Linked DNA regions of Homo sapiens: region 1 is linked to region 2. Evidence: read pairs that join two places in POLR2A ChIA-PET (ENCODE). Cell type or tissue: CD4-positive, alpha-beta T cell. All regions are shown on one strand. Each heading gives the region's core, and the rest is flanking DNA. Links, peaks and the distances in the headings are about the cores only.

Region 1 (10,556 bases), core at 1,862-6,861, 84 kb after region 2:
GAGCCAGTTCTGAAAGGGCTTCTTCCCATGTGTCAACACAATGCCTCACCAAAGTTTGGGTTCATAAGAATCCCTGGCCTGACTATTGGTTTGCATGTATGATTTAGTAAAAACCTGCTGGGAAATATTCAGTTTGACCCTTTTTTCTAGTCTTGTTCTTAATACTGCTGAGAGACCAAGACTGATTTTTTCCATATGTTAGCTATAGGAATGATCAGTTAAGCACCTTGACAGCAACAGGTGTAAGGCGAGGGCCCCAGAGGGCATTAACAAAAGACTGATGGCCCCCTCCTCATCTGTGTATGTATCATTTAACTAATCCAGCCTACAACAACTTGAAACCAAAAGGTGCCTGGGCTATTTTCACCAGCAAGTAACTTGTTTCCAGGAGTGGGTAAGATTTTCCTTCACAGGCCCCAAAGCTATCACCTTTCTTTTTCCCCCCATTCTCCTTTTATGTGTACTCTCTTAACATGACCTTATTAGATATTTACATATTGAAAACTGTTTTATATCAGCATGTGGCAGTATTTTCCAAATTGTTGCTCCTAGCCACCACAGGGAAAAAGGATTCTATGTTCACATTTTAGAAACGTAGCGGTAAGTGCTATTCTTTAAAGCAAGATTTCTCCAAGTATTAATATGTCACTGTGCACTGGGAACGTAAGAACATGATACAAAAAGAAGAGATCCCGGGATGCTTTGACTGAAACGGCTCACAGACTGGACTATTACAGGACACTGAATCACTGGAGGCAAAGCTCTCTCATACACAGACTGGAATTTGGAGTTGCTCAACGGCGTGGTTCAGCTTCGGGTAACAGCCAGGCCCTCAGCACACCCTGCACGCTCGTTCTCCCAGGACCTGGTGCACACTTTGTGGCTGGTGTCACTCTTCTTTTTACTCCAGCCCGAGCCCAATTTATTCCACCCACCCTCCTTAATCCCTGAAAAAGCAGTTGTCCAGAAGACCTCCAGGGCTTCTTCCTTCTGGTGCATGTTGACGTGTCTGAGGAACACACTTACTATTAATCAGGCAGCTTACCTGGGTTTAACCCCATAATCGAAATGCCTCAGAAAGACTCTCTTCCCTTAACCACACTGTCCCTGGTCAAATTTTACGAACTACCCCTATTAATCTTCCCTCTTTGAAACTTCTTTCTTCTGCTCTTCTAAGATAAGCCAGCAAACAAACTGTTCCCTCTTGTTTCCTATCCCAGCAGCATCCGTTGGTCTTTTTTAATGCAAGATATCCTCCCTTCCTTCCTTCCTTCTTTCCTTCCTTCCTTCCTTTTTCTGTCTTTCTTTTTTATTTTTTGAGACAGGGTCTTGCTTTGTCACTCAGGCTGGACTGCAGTGGCACAATCACAGCTCACTGCAGCCTTGAACTCCTGGGCACAAATCCCTCCACTTCAGCCTCCCGAATAGCTGGGACTACAGGCACATATTACCACGTCCAGCTTTAGTATTTTTTAAATTTTTTGTAGAGACAGAGTCTTGCTTTGTTGTCCAAGATGGTCTAAAACTCCTGGCCTCAAACAATCCTCCTGCCTCAGCTTCCCAAAGTGCTGAGATTACAGACATGAGCCACTGCACCCAGCTAATGTTTCATTTTTATAAGCAGTCTACATGGTCTTTATTTCAAGATTCTGGCATTTAAATTTACTGTGGAGAAGTATGCAGACAACCTAAATTTCCCTCTTTGAAAATGATTTGCTTTTCTGCCTGGATTTCCAAAGAAATCTTTGTCCTTAAGGTCAAGAATCTTAGCCAGGATATGTCTGTGTCAATCATTTTATCAGTATTCTCTCAGGCTCTCAGGAATTTACTGTGCTATATGAATAGGGGTCACACTAGTTCTTTTGATCTGGCTGATGGATGACAAGTGCATCTGCAAGTTCTAATCCAGTGTGATAAATTTGCCTTCCCCTCAGAATTGCGATTTGAGTTCTGAGTGTGACTTTGAATCCACTCTTCTGTGGCATAAATGTTAGCTGTGCTCGTCTCCAGGGTAGTCCTTACTGGGGACCCAGATTCCGTTCCATTTTCTGAGATCTCATTCAGTGCCCTGTACCAGGGCAGGGCCAGCCCTGGCAGCTCATCCCCCTTCTGCCTCTCGTGTGATCCTGTTGTGGTATTTAGGACTTTTATGCTGAAGGATTTTCCTTGACCTTCCCAGGCTGCTCACTCACCTTACAGTTTGCTTCTCCAACCTGGAGTGTATTAGAGAGAATTCACAGGCTTGTCTAGAACCACTGTCTTCCCCCAGTATTGCTTCTGGATGTAGAGAACAGGTGGGAAGGTTAGCTCTCCTCCGGTGGCACCAGAACCTTCTATTTCTTCCCTTAGCCATGACTTTTTGAAGTTTATGCATGATGTTATCTTCCCTTTCTTGTGAGGTGACCGCTAGTGAGTTTTAGATAATGTTTGCCTTGACTTATTTTCTTTTTTAGTATTTTTAACTTGGGAATTGGAGGAGGGACACTCTGAAATTTCCCATCCTCATTTTTAAATACCAACTAAATACTTAAATTATAGTCTAAGGATCAACATTTCCAAAAAGATCATCGATTTGCTCCCTCACAAGGCAGACAGCAAGATGGCAGAACTATTAATAACATGCATTGAGTGCCCACCCCAAGCCTTGTTCCATGCTCTCTGGACCATGCTCACTGGTCAAGGACACTCAGGTGTCCTCTAACCCCTCCCCAAGTCTCCTACTCTGAGGAGTCTTGTGGACATGATCCCAGTGGGGTATGGGGAAGTTCCAGGTCTGGATGCCTGGACTGTGATAGAGTCTGCCCTCTCCTAACCTGCAAATGCCTTGAGGGCCATCATTGTGTAAGCCTTTAATCAGCCAATCCACTTAGAGGAGGAGGTGAACAGAACACTGGATGGGAGAGTGAGCCACGACAAGGGGAAGGCCCCTGGAGCTGGCCTATGAGAAAGGTAGATTCCTCAACTTCAGAGACTTTGCCATTGAAAAGTTCCCTTGGCACATTTAGGGTCCTGGTTCCCTGCTGCACACTCAATTTGACCTTCAAGATTCTTTCTGCTCAGGCACCAGCTATTCTTTTAATATTAACTTTAGCTCAACAATAGTCCATACTTATCATTTAGTTTACAGGGAAGAGTTCCCTTAATATAGTTATCCTCACCCTGCTTTAAGAGGAACTGTCGCTTTTCTTAGTTATGTGAAAGGAAGTTTCCAAATAGCATAGCTTAGGGCAATATGCCATGATTTGCCCTTGTTATAAGAACTCTTCCTGCAATCAAGAGGATAAAACTGATATATGTTTAAGCATCTCAAAAAATAAGAAAATATTGCCCATTCAACTGGCATTGTATCAACTTTAGTAGCCTACAAGAAGATATGACCACTTGTAATATAAATAAATGTTTTTACAGTTGCTGAAATAAATAAAATTTGAAATACATTACCCTCAAATAAAGTATGAGATGCATTGTGAGATGATTTACCTAATTTGATCAAAATTATATAACCTCTAAAATATTAAAAGCATTAAAATGAAATTATAATTTACTTCAAAAAAGGAGAGCGAAAAGAAATTTTAATGAAATACAAATACATATGAGTATAATAATTAAAAATAAAGGCTCTTTCTGACTTCCTTTCGATTGTGCATACACACATCAAATGTTTAAAACTAGCTAAGAATATTGGACAAATGTATGTGTTATGATTCAGTCTGCAGGAGGTGCCTTGTTTCATACAATCTGCTAAAACAATTTCCAAGCCAAGTCAAATAAAACCCTTTTATAAATGATTAGATGATAAATACGCTTTTGCCATTAAAGGCTTCTTCTTTGCCTTGATTAAAACTATTTCTGATATGATGGATTTCTATGCCAGAAGAATGTCTTTGTGCATGCTTTTTGTTTTGAAAACAAAATGAAATTGACTTCTTTAACAAAAGAGTAATTCCAGCTATTGGAAGAACAAAATTATGCCTCATGAGCAAAAATCCATCTATCTATTTTTACAAAAATACTGGAAATTTTCTGTCCTTTCAGACAAGGCACAATAATGATATTTATGGCGTGGCTTTAAAGTCCAGGGAATCATCTAGAACAATAGATTATTTGTTTTTCCAGCATCTGAGGAATAAGGGACAGAAAAAGAGTTAAAAAGTTGGAGACATTTAACTGCTATATTAACCACTAGTAAATAGATAAGAAATATGTCTCTTTGTTTAAATTGCCACCAAGGGAGAAAGATTATACTTCATTCTGTCTGGCATATCAAAGGTAGAAAAAAACATCTAGAACACTCAATAGCAATAGATATTATCAGGAAAAAGTAACCGAAGATGAGACATCTGGTTATAGAAAAAAATCGAAACCAAAAACCATACGAGGTTTCCTTCTCCCCAAAGTAAGAACCTGCATTGTAGAATCAGCTGTTTGTATTTATTATAACAGTCCACATCTCTCTGCAGCTGCACGACTGCACACCACAACGGCTTTTTCAGCCTTGGTCCTGGCAACAGAGCCTGTGTGTTTCCAGGGGTGGCAGTAGGTCTATGGAGGTAAAGAGGGACACGCTTCTCTTCTCTTTTCTTGTTTTTCTTATAATTATCAGAAGAATAAAACAGCTCCCCTGGTTTTCAAAAGCAACCTGTGTGGCGATATGATTAGTTACAACCAGGCAATTAAAAATCTGTCCCCAAAAAATGGCAAAGCAGATAAATCTCTCAGACAGACATCCATACCATGTTTGAGTATTTGTTTTTCTTATTCTGGAATAGAAGGTAATCGACAATTATTGGGAGGAGAAAGAAACCTGTATTTGTGGAAAAAGAATCTCCCTTAGTGTTTGTTTTACAATCCTGCAGTACTTCCTATTTCTCTTCGAAATTGTCACCTTTAAAAAGTTGAGGTTGCCTCATGTGCTCTCAGTCATTGAGGATCTAGATTGCAGCTTCTCCAGGACTTCTGTTTCTCCCACCTCTCCAGCCTCTCACTTCTGGTTCATCTAGAAACCAGATGTGAGATGTATGTGTGTAACAAAGCCAACATCTCTCTCTCACACACACACACACACACACACAAATAAGCATGGTTTGCTCCTCAGTCATTTTTCAAAAAGCAGTTTTATGTGGAAGGAGAATAAGGCAAGCCTTTAGAATGCATTTCAGTAATCGCTGTTTCTTTGAGTTAAAGAGAATTTTCTAGACCTGATACAAGCCATTTAACAAGCAGCAAGTTTCATTTCTTTGTAGCAAGGGGCTGCCTTTGATTTCTCTGAATCTGGGAGTTCTTAGTCCTCATGGGGAGAAATTAGTTGTTCTCGGGCTGAGTGGCATGCAACCAGGTACAGTGTCCAGTTCTCCCACTAGGTCTGTACCTACCAGCTGGGGGCCCTGCTCTCCCCACTAACCCTAAGATTGTCCATAGCTCCTCAGGATTGGGTGGAGCAGCCTGTGCTACAAAACCTAGCAAGGAACATTCCATCACCTGCCCCCAACCAACTTTCTCCCTCCCATTTTCCCACTTTCTTCTTCTTTCTCATCTTCTAAACTGTGTTCTTTCTCAAAAATCTTAATTCTTTTTTATTCCTTCAACCATCATTGCAAATCTCCCTTCTTTTCGGTCAGTGAAACCCACAGAAAATACTGGGCTTTATGGAGCAATCCATTTGAAGAGATTGCTGAATTCTGAACTACTGAGAAAGCACAGAGAATTACAAGCATCAACATTATTTTAAAGTAGAAAAGCCAATGTAGGAAATATAAAAGCTATGTTACCGTGCTCCTTAAAATCAGGACAAAGTTAGTTCCAAACATCATCCTGTGTGTTATTCAAAAAATCTGATGCTCTCTGCAGATCTATGAAGGAGCAACTGGCTCAATTTCTCAAGGTCACTTCTAGCTTCCGGCTCCTGCTTCTTCTAACTTGGATGGGTTTGGGGATTGCCCCCCTGACCCTGTGCTATACTGCAATAACCTAAACAAGGACTCAGCAGTTTCCCTTAGTTTTCACTGCAGACCACTTATCAAAGGCATGTGTGTGCAGGACAGGCTTCACCGAAGGTTTGAGGAGCCAGAGGGGTTTACATTGCACCTTGAGCTGGAAAAGTAAAATATTGGCAGTCTCCGTCCTTCAAAAACAGCAGGTATTTTGTAACTCAGGCTCCTGCCTTCTCCCTGTAGCTCACCCTTTTTTCTTTTCCTCATTTCTTTGACCCATCCTTCCCAAAGGCAAAAAAATAAAAGCCAGAACCACTCTTTCCATTTTATTACTCAGAATAGTTCAGCTATCTCCAAGCTGAACCCTTCAACACAGCTGTGGTCTTCCTCTGAATATTAGCAGAAGTTTCTTATTCAAAGGCCTCCTCCCAGAAGAAGTCAGTGGGAAGAGATGGCCAGGGGAGGAAGTGGGTTTATTTTCTGTTGCTATTGATAGTCATTGTATTACTAGAAATGAACTGTTGATGAATAGAATATATTCAGGACAATTTGGTCAATTCCAATGCAAGTACGGAAACTGAGTTGTCCCAAATTGATGTGACAGTCAGGCTGTTTCATCTTTTTTGTTTATTTTCAATGCCTAATAAACAGAGATCCTAAAAAAAAAAAAAAAAAGGAATTCCATAAAAGGCGTTCTTCTGCCAGACCTAGGATTTGAAAGCTTTCAGGTTCTTTCCTGAGTTAAAATATTACAAGGATACCCCAGACAACCAGCATCTCTTACTTGTCTTCCTGATCATTGTGAGCTCTAAATGGATCTCTGAGGAGAAAGATGACCAGGACAGATAGTGGTTCTAACAGTGAATGTGTCATATATTCAGAAGAAGCAAAAGAAAAAACACCAAAATTGTGCCTTCATCTTTCAAAGGTTCTTAAACTTCTAGTTGCATAAGAATGTCCCCAAAGTTTTTAGTTCAAGAGGTCTGGGATGGAACTCAGGAATTGGAATAGCTATCAAGTTTCACCAGATGATTCTAATGCAAGGTGTTCCTGGATCACATTAAAAAGTACTGTAGTCAGACGGGCGCAGTGGCTCACGCTAGTAGTCCCAACACTTTGGGAGGCTGAGACGGGCGGATTACCTGAGGTCAGGAGTTCGAGACCAGCCTGGCCAACATGGTGAAACCCCATCTATACTAAAAGTACAAAAAATTAGCCGGGCGTGGTGGCAGGCGCCTGTAACCCCAGCTACTTGGGAAAGTCACTTGAACCCCGGAGGCGGAGGTTGCAGTGAGCCAAGATCGCACAATTGCACTCCAGCCTAGGCAACAAGAGCGAAACTCTGTCTCAAAAAAAAAAAAAAAAAAAAAGTGCTGTAGTTGATGAGAAGGATTAGAGTGGGGGCAGTGGGGCTACGGGGGCTGTGGGGTGGTACGTTGGGGTTAGGTGTGCAAGGGTTGGTGGGGAGATGAAGGGTTTCTAAGCCATAGATATTTTTCTTAAAAGAAATACTGTAACACTGAACCAAGATACTAGCAGTTAGTGATTACATCAAAACATGCAAATGAATGAATAATCCATTTAAGCAAACAAGTAGGTCTGTGGTTGTTCTTGAAAATTTGCTTAGTGAGGGAAAGAGCAAAGGTGTTACTCAAATATCTAACATATTCCATGGCATAGCTCTGACCACTTGGAGTAGCTGAACAAGTTCTTTGCTATGGCAGATAATAACCCTTTAGTTACTGGATCACAAAGAGGTCCAAGGGTTCCTGAGGGATATCGGGGCCTTTGGAGGGCTGCAGCAACTTCACTACTTCAATAATTGGTAGATAGTGCACACCAACTGACCGTCAGCCTGGAAGAGTGGTGACGTGTTCTACCCACAGAACACCTGTAATCAACGACTCTTGCCACCCTCTCCCTCTTTCCTTTCTTTCTTTTTCCTGTTTTCTATTCCCTTTCATTTTCATGTCTTTGTTCCCCCTTCTGCCCTGCATTGGCTTGAGGTTTGTTCCACACAGTGCTTTCAGGTGGCACATATAATTACTATTCATTAAATATAAAAAAAAAAACTTAGCACTACTGGTGGTATGCAAGGCAAAGAAAAAAAATGGAAGCACTACAACAAATAGACTTTGAAAATCTGAATAACTGGGTGTCAGTCTAAGAGCTGCCTCTATGTTGATAAAGGCCATAATGGCGATGGAGCCCACAGTCCTGCCCAAGATGACCACACTTGTTCCTTTAGGAGCTCTCCATGCTTGGTGATACCCCTTCCCACCTGCCCAAACTGACCAGGAAGTCTCAGAGATGAGAGGAGCTAAAAACACTGCATCTTTTTATGCTCCCAAACTGATTATTGCCCAAGTGCAACTGTACTGGCCTAGTTACCCCACTATCTAGATGTCTCATCATTTAGTAACAATGTTCATCTTGTTCTTCAGTGATGTTTTAGTATGTTAAGTACCTAGTCTTCAAAATAGGCTTATACGGTACTTACAAGAAATTAGACCAATGCAAAAGCAAGCTAGGCAGTTGTCCTAAAATCAAGGTGCCTTTCTTTTATAATGCTTTATCGTTGGATCTTCAAAGATAAGCAAGTTGAAGAAAAACACTCTCAAGTTTTCATGCTGTAGACAGACTCCTGTGTTTGTGAGCCTAATGATAAAAGAAGAGGATGAATGTGGCACTGATAAAAACATTTTTTTCAAGCGTGTCACAGTATTTTTGTAAGCTGAAAGCTTTTTTTAAGCTTGCTTTGAAGTTGATAGGAGAACCTGCAAAAAGCGCAATGAGCACTTAACGATCTGTGAGAAGTGAGGTGTATTATGAAGACAGGACCACTTTTTTGTTTTGAAGAATGTAGGAGTTTTCACAATCATTTTTTTTATCATGAGTTAAGAGCAGTTGCTTTGTTATTAGAAAGACTTGGGTTCCAGTACCAGCTGTACCAATTACTGTAGGACCCCAAGGAGGGTTCTCGGCCTCTTTTAGCCTCAGTTTTCTCATCTGCTAATGGGGATAATAAGTCTACTATGTCATAGAATTATTGTTAGGATTAAAAGGAAATGTAGTAAAAACACGTAGCACAGTTCCTAGTACATCATAAAGAAAGACAATAATTGGCAGCAATTTAATTAATATTTTTAAAGGATAAAAGGAGAAAAAACTCAAATAAAGACCCAATGGAAATAGATGAATAATAGATGATAGCTATCAGCTGCTGCCTCAGGGATCAATAATAGTAAAAAAAAAAAAAAAAAAAAAAAAAAGCATCCAATTGTTGCAGGTGTTAAATCACATTTTGTTTTGCTTAAACATAACATAAAGATTTTCATTATCACATCAACTTGATCCTCTTGTAGATGCAGTCTCTTCCTGTGCCTCTCTTGCTGTATTACTCTGTTTCCTTAGGTATAAGTTCTACTCTTTGTTGACTTCAGAGTGCTGTTCTCTCAGTGTTGCCTTTTTTGTTTTGTTTTGTTTTTGAGATGGAGTCTCACTCTGTCGCCAGGCTGGAGTGCAGCGGCACTATATTGGCTCACTGCAACCTCTGCTTCCCAGGTTCAAGTGATTCTCCTGCCTCAGCCTCCTGAGTAGCTGGGATTACAGGCATGTGCCACCACGCCCAGCTAATTTTTGTATTTTTAGTAGAGACGGGGTTTCACCATGTTGGCCAAGATGGTCTCGATCTCTTGACCTGGTGATCCTCCCGCCTTCGCCTCCCAAAGTGTGTGTGTTGCCTTTTCAATGTTTGAAAATTCTTGATTTTGTGTTCATGTTTTAGTGGAGCTTGAATTCAATTGTCCACCGTTTCTGTTTGTGCAGCCCGCTTGAGGGAAGAGAGGGGTGGGGTTAGTGTGCCCGGACATGGGGCACTTTGACAGCCAGTCTTCAATCCAGGTGCTCCTCTTTCCTCCTGGACAAGGCAGCCAGCGGGACTCTGCTCAGCTTCGCCCACTCAAGGGCTCACTCGTAGTTCTCAGTATTTCTGTTGTGTAGAAGTCAAAAGTGCCCGGCTGTCCCTGCTTCATACCCTCAAGTAGTCACCCATGGGCCCCTACCTGCTCCCAATATTCTCCATCTCTGAGTGCGGAACCCTCACGGAGTGGCTCCAACTTTTATAGCTCTCTCTCATGCTCTCTTTGGGCTTTTATTACCTCGTTGATCTGATCTCTCTTCAAATCTTTTAGGGATTCCTCATGGTTTCTAACACACTGTGGGTTTGCTTTTTTTTCTTACTTCCAGTGTGATTATGTGTGTGTGTGTATATATATATATATGTGTGTATATATATATATGTGTATATATATGTATATATATGTATATATGTATATATATACACACACACAATCATATCATATATATCATATATATATATATATTTTTTTTTTAGTCAGTTATCTTTTCTATCCTTTCTAGAGATTTAGGGTGAGCAGAGCTTGCTGCCACATGAAGCTCAGCCTACCATCTTGACTGGGAACTTTTAATCACATATCTAAGGGGGAAAACATTGGTAAGACATTTAACTGCTACAAAGCATCAATATCAGAAAAATAATGGGTTATCTTAAAAGAATCACCTAAGGCTTAGGTTTATACAATGCAAAGAAGAGTGAAAAATTCA
Region 2 (10,556 bases), core at 2,431-7,430:
TCCAGCTAAACTAAGCTTCATAAGTGAAGGAGACATAAAATACTTTACAGACAAGCAAATGCTGAGAGATTATGTCACTACCAGGACTGCCCTAAAAGAGCTCCTGAAGGAAGCACCAAACATGGAAAGGAACAACCGGTACCAGCCACTGCAAAAACATGCCAAATTGTAAAGACCATCAAGGCTAGGAAGAAACTGCATCAACTAACGAGCAAAATAACCAGCTAACATCATAATGACAGGAACAAATTCATACATAACAATACTAACCTTAAATGTCAATGGGCTAAATGCTCCAATTAAAAGACACAGACTGGCAAATTGGATAAAGAGTCAAGACCCATCAGTGTGCTGTATTCAGGAGACCCATCTCATGTGCAGAGACACACATAGGCTCAAAGTAAAGGGATGGAGGAAGATCTACCAAGAAAATGGAAAACAAAAAAAGGCAGGGGTTGCAATCCTAGTCTCTGATAAAACAGACTTTAAACCAACAAAGATCAAAAGAGACAAAGAAGGTAATTACATAATGGTAAAGGGATCAATTCAACAAGAGGAGCTAACTATCCTAAATATATATGCACCCAATACAGGAGCACCCAGATTCATAAAGCAAGTCCTTAGAGACCTACAAGGAGACTTAGACTCCCACACAATAATAATGGGAGACTTTAATACCCCACTGTCAACATTAGAGAGATCAACAAGACAGAAAGTTAACAAGGATATCCAGGAATTGAACTCAGCTCTGCACCAAGCAGTCCTAATAGACATCTACAGACTCTCCACCCCAAATCAACAGAATATACATTCTTTTCAGCACCACACCACACCTATTCCAAAATTGACCACATAGTTGGAAGTAAAGCACTCCTCAGCAAATGTAAAAGAACGGAAATTATAACAAACTGTCTCTCAGACCATAGTGCAATCAATCTAGAACTCAGGATTAAGAAACTTACTCAAAACTGCTCAACTGCATAGAAACTGAACAACCTGCTCCTGAATGACTACTGGGTAAATAATGAAATGAAGGCAGAAATAAAGATGTTCTTTGAAACCAACGAGAACAAATACACAACACACAAGAAGCTCTGGGACACATTCAAAGCAGCGTGTAGAAGGAAATTTACAGCACTAAATGCCCACAAGAGAATGCAGGAAAGATCTAAAATTGACACCCTAACATCACAATTAAAAGAACTAGAGAAGCAAGAGCAAACACATTCAAAAGCTAGCAGAAGGCATGAAATAACTAAGATCAGAGCAGAACTGCAGGAAATAGCGACACAAAAAACCCTTCAAAAAATCAATGAATCCAGGAGCTGGTTTTTTGAAAAGATCAACAAAATTGATAGACCACTAGCAAGACTAATAAAGAAGAAAAGAGAGAAGAATCAAATAGACGCAATAAAAAATGACAAAGGGGATATCACCACCAATTCCACAGAAATACAAACTACCATCAGAGAATACTATAAACACCTCTATGCAAATAAACTAGAAAATCTAGAAGAAATGGGTAAATTCTTGGACACATACACTCTCCCAAGACTAAACCAGGAAGAAGTTGAATCCCTGAATAGACCAATAACAGGCTCCGAAATTGAGGCAGTAATTAATAGCCTACCAACCAAAAAAAGTCCAGGACCAGAAGGACTCACAGCCAAATTCTACCAGAGGTACAAGGAGGAACTGGTACCATTCCTTCTGAAACTATTCCAATCAATAGAAAGAGAGGGAATCCTCCCTAAATCATTTTATGAGACCAACATCATCCTGATACCAAAGCCTGGCAGAGACACAACAAAAAAAAGAGAATTTTAGACCAATATCCCTGATGAACATCGATGCAAAAATCCTCAATAAAATACTGGCAAACCGAATCCAGCAACATATCAAAAAGCTTATCCACCATGATCAAGTGGGCTTCATCCCTGGGATGCAAGGCTGGTTCAAGATATGCAAATCAATAAACGTAATCCAGCATATAAACAGAATCAATGGCAAAAACCACATGATTATCTCAGTAGATGCAGAGAAGGCCTTTGACAAAATTCAACAGCCCTTCATGCTAAAAAACTCTCAATAAATTAGGTATTGATGGGATGTATCTAAAAATAATAAGAGCTATCTATGACAAACCCACAGTCAATATCATACTGAATGGGCAAAAACTGGAAGCATTCCCTTTGAAAACTGGCACAAGACAGGGATGCCCTCTCTCACCATTCCTATTCAACATAGTGTTGGAAGTTCTGGCCAGAGCAATCAGGCAGGAGAAAGAAATAAAGGGTATTCAATTAGGAAAAGAGGAAGTCAAATTGTCCCTGTTTGCAGACGACATGATTGTATATCTAGAAAACCCCATCATCTTAACCCAAAATCTCCTTAAGCTGATAAGCAACTTCAGCAAAATCTCAGGATACAAAATCAACGTGCAAAAATCACAAGCATTCTTATACACCAATAACAGACAAACAGAGAGCCAAATCATGAGTGAACTCCCATTCACAATTGCTTCAAAGAGAATAAAATACCTAGGAATCCAACTTACAAGGATATGAAGGACCTCTTCAAGGAGAACTGCAAACCACTGCTCAATGAAATAAAAGAGGACACAAACAAATGGAAGAACATTCCATGCTCATGGGTAGGAAGCATCAGTATCGTGAAAATGGCCATACTGCCCAAGGTAATTTATATTCAATGCCATCCCCATCCAGCTACCAATGACTTTCTTCACAGAACTGGAAAAAACTACTTTAAAGTTCATATGGAACCAAAAAAGAGCCCGCATTGCCAAGTCAATCCTAAACCAAAAGAACAAAGCTGGAGGCATCACGCTACCTGACTTCAAACTATACTACAAGGCTACAGTCACCAAAACAGCATGGTACTGGTACCAAAACAGAGATATAGACCAATAGAACAGAACAAAGCCCTCAGAAATAATGCCACATATAAACAACTATCTGATCTTTGACAAACCTGACAAAAACAAGAAATGGTGAAAGGATTCCCTATTTAATAAATGGTGTTGGGAAAACTGGCTAGCCATATGTACAAAGCTAAATCTGGATCCCTTCCTTACACCTTATACAAAAATTAATTCAAGATGGATTAAAGACTTAAGTGTTAGACCTAAAACCATAAAAGCCCTAGAAGAAAACCTAGGCAATACCATTCAGGACATAGGCATGGGCAAGGACTTCATGTCTAAAACACCAAAAGCAATGGTAACAAAAGCCAGAATTGACAAATGGGATCTAATTAAACTAAAGAGCTTCTGCACAGCAAAAGAAACTGCCATCAGAGTGAACAGGCAACCTACAGAATGGGAGAACATTTTTGCAATCTACTCATCTGACAAAGGGCTAATATCCAGAATCTACAAAGAACTCAAACAAATTTACAAGAAAAAAACAACCCCATCAAAAAGTGGGCAAAGGATATGGACAGACACTTCTCAAAAGAAGACATTTATGCAGCCAACAGACACATGAAAAAATGCTCATCATCACTGGCCATCAGAGAAATGCAAATCAAAACCACAATGAGATACCATCTCACACCAGTTCAAATGGTGATCATTAAAAAGTCAGGAAACAACAGGTGCTGGAGAGGATGTGGAGAAATAGGAACACTTTTACACTGTTGGTGGGACTGTAAACTAGTTCAACCACTCTGGAAGACAGTGTGGCGATTCCTCAGGGATCTAGAACTAGAAATACCATTTGACCCAGCCATCCCATTACTGGGTATATACCCAAAGGATTATAAATCATGCTGCTATAAAGACACATGCACACATATGTTTATTGTGGCACTATTCACAATAGCAAAGACTTGGAACCAACCCAAATGTCCATCAATGATAGACTGGATTAAGAAAATGTGGCACATATATACCATGGAATACTATGCAGCCATAAAAAATGATGAGTTCATTTCATTTGTAGAGACACGAATGAAGCTGGAAACCATCATTCTCAGCAAGCTATCACAAGGACAAAAAAGCAAACACCGCATGTTCTCACTCATAGGTGGGAATTGAACAATGAGAACACATGGTCACAGGAAGGGTAACATCACACACCGGGGCATGTCGTGGGGTGGGGGTAGGGGGCAGGGATAGCATTAGGAGATATACCTAATGTAAATGACGAGTTACTGGGTGCAGCACACCAACATGGCACATGTATACATATGTAACAAACCTGCACATTGTGCACATATACCGTAAAATTTAAAGTATAATTAAAAAAAAGTAGGAAAGAAAAAAGGAAGGAAGGAAGGAAGGAGAAAAAATGAGAAATAGATCCCTTTTGATGTGGGACCTTTTCTTTATTTTATTCATTAAAGATCAAATTATCATTAAACAAATGGCAAAAGCAATAAGCAACCCCATGAGAGTGTGTGTCAGTTAAATCTTGTCTTGGAGACTCACTGAAGCAAAGGGATTATGACTTAGAATTCTGCTTCTGTGAAACAAATGCAAGGACAAATGATGTGAGAAATCACGAGAAGAAAACAGCAGGACCCAATAGACCCATGGAGTTCATGCATCCCCAAAGACCCAAAGAGAGGGTGTGATACAAATAATGGACAAAATTACAAAAAACAAAGCAAGGTAATATATAACCTAGAATTCTTCTATAAGCTTTGTTGTCTCTTTGCTCTCCAGGTTAACTGGTTTGATAAAAACTCCTTAAGTGAAGTCTAGATTAATTTTTTCATTGTCCTATTTTAGCAGATTGTTTTTACTGTAGTAAATATTCACCTGGGATTGGGTTTAAATTGTAAAGACAAATGCTCCCTTCTTTTCTTGAGTTTCAATACAATCTACTCGTTCCATTAAAATGTGGTGGAAACTCTCTTTTTAATCAAAAGTAAGTTGATTAATAAGCTATTTCTTCCAGAACACTGATGTTCTGAAGAGTTAAGGCCCTCTTTCATTAAAAGTAGAAAGTACAAGAGTGAAAAAGTTCACTGTGTTTTTAAAACAAAAAGTGAAAGAGAAATAACCCAAATCAAGGAAGTCCCCACTTCCTCCTGCACAGCCTTCTTAAGCATGCCTGTTCTTATTCTGCTTTTTCCTGCTACTTCCCATTTGCTATTTCATATCTAGCCAAACAGGGAGACTGAATTTCCTTGAATTTTTATGAATCTGCTTGTAAGTTTCCTTTAATTTCATGATCAAAGAGCAGCTCTGTAGTGACTATCTCTTAGTATTTGGCGATATTTTAGCCAAAGGTTCTCTTATAGCTTCCCATAAATGATGGGCTTCAAGGAAGGTTGTAGATGCAGAATCAGTGTACAAAACAAACATTGCTTTCATCTGAGGAACTCACGAGGCAAAAAAAAAAGAAAAAGTGTTTTAAAAAAAGCTGACCTAGGACCTTAGAGTGAGAAAAGGAAGTATGAAAATTAATTCTCATTGGAGCAGTTTCCAATCTAGTTGAGGAGCCAAACCTAATACACCCAATACAATTAGAGAACCATAAAGGGCAAACATATTAAAAGAGCTTAATTTTGTAGTGTGGCCTGCAGGCTTCCAGAAAAAAACAGGAGATCAGTGAGCTAGCAGCAGAGAAGCCTTCCTGGAAAAGGTGAGATTCGACATCCCTCTGTTCTATCTCAGGGGTCTTAGCCAGGCACATTAATGTTGGGCACGTAGAGTAGATGGCTACTTGTTTCTTGTATAAAATGTTAGACATTCGGGTTATAAAAAAGAAAATGTATCGGAGTTTATAACTATTTCTAACCTTCTATGCTAACAGTTTTAACCATGCTTCTTTTAAAACCTAATACCTGTAATCCCAGCACTTTGGGAGGCCAAGGTGGGTGGATCATAAGGTAAGGAGTTCAAGACCAGCCTGGGCAAGATGGTGAAACCCCATCTCTACTGAAAATACAAAAATTAGCCAGGTGTGGTGGCACATGCCTGTAATCTCAGTTACTTGGGAGGCTGAGGCAGGAGAATTGCTTGAACCTGGGAGGCGGAGGTTGCAGTGAGCTGAGATCGTGCCACTGTACTCTAGCCTGGGGGACAGAGCAAGACTCTGTCTCAAAAAGAAAAAAAAAAAGCATAATAGATAAAACACTGACGATGCTTCTCAGTAATGATCATTAATATTACTCAAATTTTATTAGTGTTCTTTCCTTTATCTACTTGCAAGATGAGTTTAAAAAATGAAGTTGGTTTTCCCTAGCCACCCCATTCTTCTAGACCTCACAGTCTCCACCTAGCCACCACCTTCAGTGAGTACTGAAGGGGCAGACTCATTCATTGCACCATTGACTGAACAAAAACTGTTTTCTAAAATAAAAATGTATGAAAAGAGAGTGCATGCCCCAGTATTTAAAGAATTATAACTTATTTTGCATTCTGTAAGCTACTTCTCCCTTCTATTAGCAGGACTAATTGCAGTGCCCATACTGCGAAAACATAGGTTTATCATTTTCAGATGGTATCACTATGCTCTCTGTCATCTTTGTTGCATTTCCTGTTTCATCTTCCTGCTCAGGAACTTATGTACTGAGCTCTGGCTTCACAGGAGATATACTCACATATGTGATGTTTGACATATATTTTTCAAATAACATGATTATGCCTTAAAAACTAAATATGAAAATATACTTGTGGACTACAAGTTATAGTTGGGAGTTTCAACTCAACTTTTCTTTTTTTTTCCAAGGCAGAAGAATTTTTCTTAGTACAGAACAAAATGAAAAGTCTCCCATGTCCACTTCTTTCTACACAGACACAGCAACCATCCGATTTCTCAATCTTTTCCCCACCTTTTCCCCTTTTCTATTCCACAAAACCGCCATTGTCATCATGGCCCGTTCTCAATGAGCTGTTGGGTACACCTCCCAGACGGGGTGGTGGCCGGGCAGAGGGGCTCCTCACTTCCCAGAAGGGGCGGCCGGGCAGAAGCGCCCCCCACCTCCCGGACGGGGTGGCTGGCCGGGCGGAGGCGCCCCCCACCTCCCTCCTGGACAGGGCAGCCGGCCGGGTGGGGAACTTCTTTTTTTTTCTTAGCCAAAAATACTTTTCTTAAATATATGTGTTTGAAAGACCACTAAATTTATTTCAATAACAACTAAAAATTACCTTAATCTGCATTTGGAAATAAGCACAACTTGAAATGGAATTTAGATGGATGAATTGAAATTCAAAGTTCTCTTAACCAGAGACTTACCCAATAAATTACACTGTTAACTGAATAATTGCTAGATTCCTGTTTATCATGTAATTTGTGTCCAACTTACTGGTATAGAGAGGAAATTGTAGCATGACTAAGATTAAGTAATTCTTTTTTTTTTTTTTTTTTTTTTGAGATGAGTCTGGTTCTGTCCCCCAAACTGGAGTGCAGTGGCGCAATCTCGGCTCACTGCAAGCTCCGCCTCCCGGGTTCATGCCATTCTCCTGCCTCAGCCTCCCGACTAGCTGGGACTACAGGCGCCCGCCACTAGGCCCAGCTAATTTTTTGTATTTTTTTTTTTTTAGTAGAGACGGGATTTCACCGTGTTAGCCAGGATGGTTTCGATCTCCTGACCCCATGATCCGCCTGCCTCGGCCTCCCAAAGTGCAGGGATTACAGGCATGAGCCACCGCGCCCGGGCTGATTAAGTAATTTTTATGTAGTACATGGGGTAAACATGTTGATTAACTTAGTAGAGAACAGTGTCAGAGTGTCACGATTATTTCTACCCACAAGGCTGGCCTGGTGATCTGTTCACTATCTTGCTAGTATGAGTCACCTGCTCCTTCTTTTAAGGCAAAGGCTCTCAAATATGCACATACCTTGGAATCACATGGTGAGCTTTGAAATACACTGATGCCTGAGTTTCAACCCCAGATTTTCATATAATAACCTGGGGTGAAGCCTGGGAGCTGAGACTTAAAACATCCCAGGTGATTTTAATGTGCAGCCAGGTTGAGAACCACTGCTTTAGAGTGATTCTCTTTACCCTAAGCTGTATCTGCACTTTGATGATCTCTATTCTAACAGACAGTAGATAAGAGGCTTTCTAGTGAAAGTAAAGAATGTCTCCATTTCAAAGCATTCTGGAAAATGTGTTATACTTAAAAGTATGCCTGGGTCCCATACCTCGCTCTTGCTTTGCTCTTCCTCCTCTATTCATTCATTAAGCATGTATTATGTGTAAGATAATGTGCAATTTCAGATTCCTGACCATCCACCAGATTCTGACCATGCCTCACATCCCTCTTTATAATATGTAAAGTTTTCAGGACAATCTCAGTTTCTACTTCTGGAACTCAACCCCTACCCTGGCTTTTTGCCTGTCCTATTAATTTCTAATTATGTCTTAATTTTGAAAACATTTTTATTTTAAGGAATAAATAACAGGTAACATCTTTTTTGAAAAAGGATTTTGTATGGATATAGGATTAATTAGTGTTTGGTCAGCATCATGTATAGAAATTTGGTGACCTTACACTAAATAAGCACTGTAATACTTACAACAAGATCTGGAAATTTGCAACCACCAAAAAAGGAATCATGCCTTTCCTCTGCCATGGAAAACAAAGATGACCTTCTACCCTTGAACTTACTTTAGTAGAAGGCTAAATATTCCAATTAAAGGGGCCAAATCTGTATATCAGAATGTGTTCAGAGAGGTACATGGATGATTGGAAAGTCTGACTACTTGGGATCAAATACTATGCCCTTAACATCTGATGCTAACAAATATTACCCCAAAATTAATACATGAACCTAGACTGAGCTGTACTTTTTTTTTAGGGAAATGAATGGCATTCTATGATAAGCTTATGAGTGTTTCCTTCATTTAAATACTGGTAATATGAATTTAAATATAATTGGAGTTGCTTATTAAAATTTTCATATACTTTTGCTCTTTTTAATAATGATTATAGTTATGTTTTTACACAAGTGCTATATACCCAAGATAGAAAACTTGAAAAACTCCAAAAAGTACAAAAAAAGAATTATTTATAATAATATATCCACTCAAGTCAAATGCTATTCACATTTTGGTGTGAGTCTTTCATAGATAAGAGAGAGATGGAGACACACACACACACACACACACATATGTATCCAAAAATATAGAAGTTATATAAAACATTAATAATGTATAGCAAAATTTAATATCTAGGTACTTCTAAAAAATTTTGTGTCAATTTTTCAGTCTTCAAAGCTACATCTATACCTGTTCCTGTATTATTGAAAAATAATAACAAGATAAACCTGGCCAGCTATACAAATGCTCTGAGGGTTGAGATAACATGCAAATGTAGCCTCACATATCAATGTGTGAAAGCTGGACAGACCACACAGCTCAGAAAAGGAAGTACACTCTGCATAGCTAACTTGCACATTCACTATCCAAGCTGCACCATCTTCGGGGTCATTGTGTGCCAGGCATATCAACTCTTTTCAATAAAAATGGTAAGTAATAGATTTTATAACTCTCCTTGGTCTCCTGGCAAATGTGCTACTCTTCTCTGCATAGAACAGTCAGAGTTGAGGGTGCTTCACAGTCAGGTCCTCTGAGCCTTTGGGATTTTGCTTGGCCACTTTTTCCTTGTGCTGATGAAGCTGCTGAGTCTTGTTCATGCCAGTTGAGAGACATGGCTTCAAGAGTTCCCTTTTTTTGATTCTAGCCTTCAGAATAGGGGAAGAGCACTGTCTTGCAGAAAGAAAATATGCATTCTTTGTCTTTGCCTCATAGGATAGCTTGGTGCCAGCCCCAGTAATTTAGTCGAGTTTCCTGTTATGAGCAGTTTGGATCCCAGGAAAGGACTCCAGTGGCGAATGTTGGGAAACATTAATGATGGTGATTGCCATTTTGATAACACAGTAGATTTTACAAAGGGACCTCTTTTGTTTGAAAATGTATTTTTTTATTTTAATTAAGAGACGCAAAAAAAGCCCAAACAGTCTTAACCTTAAGGACAGATTGTCTTCTCAAAATTAATGGGAAGTCATTATTTGGAGCATACTTAAAATGGTGAGTGGGTTCCCAGCACTACTTTAACCCATAACATAGCTGAACTACAGCAGTAATATTCTGCTTCATAATTTTCCATTATTTCTTTGGGAAAAAAAAAGGAGGGCTCCCAAAATATATGTGGTGTTCATATGCTCTCAGAGTATAGAAGAGAGCTAATTTTCTGTCTTTGTCTGCTATTCCCCAGCCCCCAGAAGACTGGAAACTGGTTATTCCTTCTCTTATTACGGAGAGGATACCTGCCTTTTGTCAGCCCCCAGTGAGAAGACAGGAGTTGAGACGATGACTCCTGTGCTTGCTCAATTGGAGATTGTGCATTGCAGACATTGGAACAGGGAGAATAAAGGGATCATTCAATGATGTGTGATGTGACTGTGTATTGTCTGAAAGCACCTTGAGTTAGGATAGGGAAAGAGTAGAGGTGAGAGAGGGTAATCTTCCCATGGGGGAGAGAGGAAGAAGGAAGAGTGATAGCGTGCAAGTCACTGAGTCTTGAGAAGGGGAGTACACGGTAGAGGAAATGTTAGTGCATGACCCTGCCTGCGGCA

Evidence for each region. Peaks named below come from ENCODE experiments on the same cell type or tissue, not always from the same donor. Only the 100,000 strongest peaks of a DNase experiment are listed, where the experiment ranks them.
Region 1: POLR2A ChIA-PET joins it to region 2 with 7 read pairs; 8 of 35 experiments call an interaction of 5 or more read pairs at or near these places.

The regions. Positions count from the first base shown.
Region 1 is chr5:39,185,285-39,195,840 of GRCh38, reverse strand. All of the region lies in intron 2 of FYB1 (FYN binding protein 1), which reads left to right. Among named protein-coding and RNA genes, the nearest start is that of FYB1, 29 kb to the left of the region's middle. RefSeq lists an enhancer at 1,000-1,294. In CD4-positive, alpha-beta T cell, for the core only: no CTCF peak of the experiment used is centred there; a DNase peak (open chromatin) is centred at 4,410; H3K4me3 peaks cover 4,726 bases; H3K27ac peaks cover 4,796 bases.
Region 2 is chr5:39,269,459-39,280,014 of GRCh38, reverse strand. It overlaps a transcript of FYB1 not described here. Among named protein-coding and RNA genes, the nearest start is that of FYB1, 55 kb to the right of the region's middle. In CD4-positive, alpha-beta T cell, for the core only: no CTCF peak of the experiment used is centred there; DNase peaks (open chromatin) are centred at 5,044 and 6,504; H3K4me3 peaks cover 1,233 bases; H3K27ac peaks cover 2,636 bases.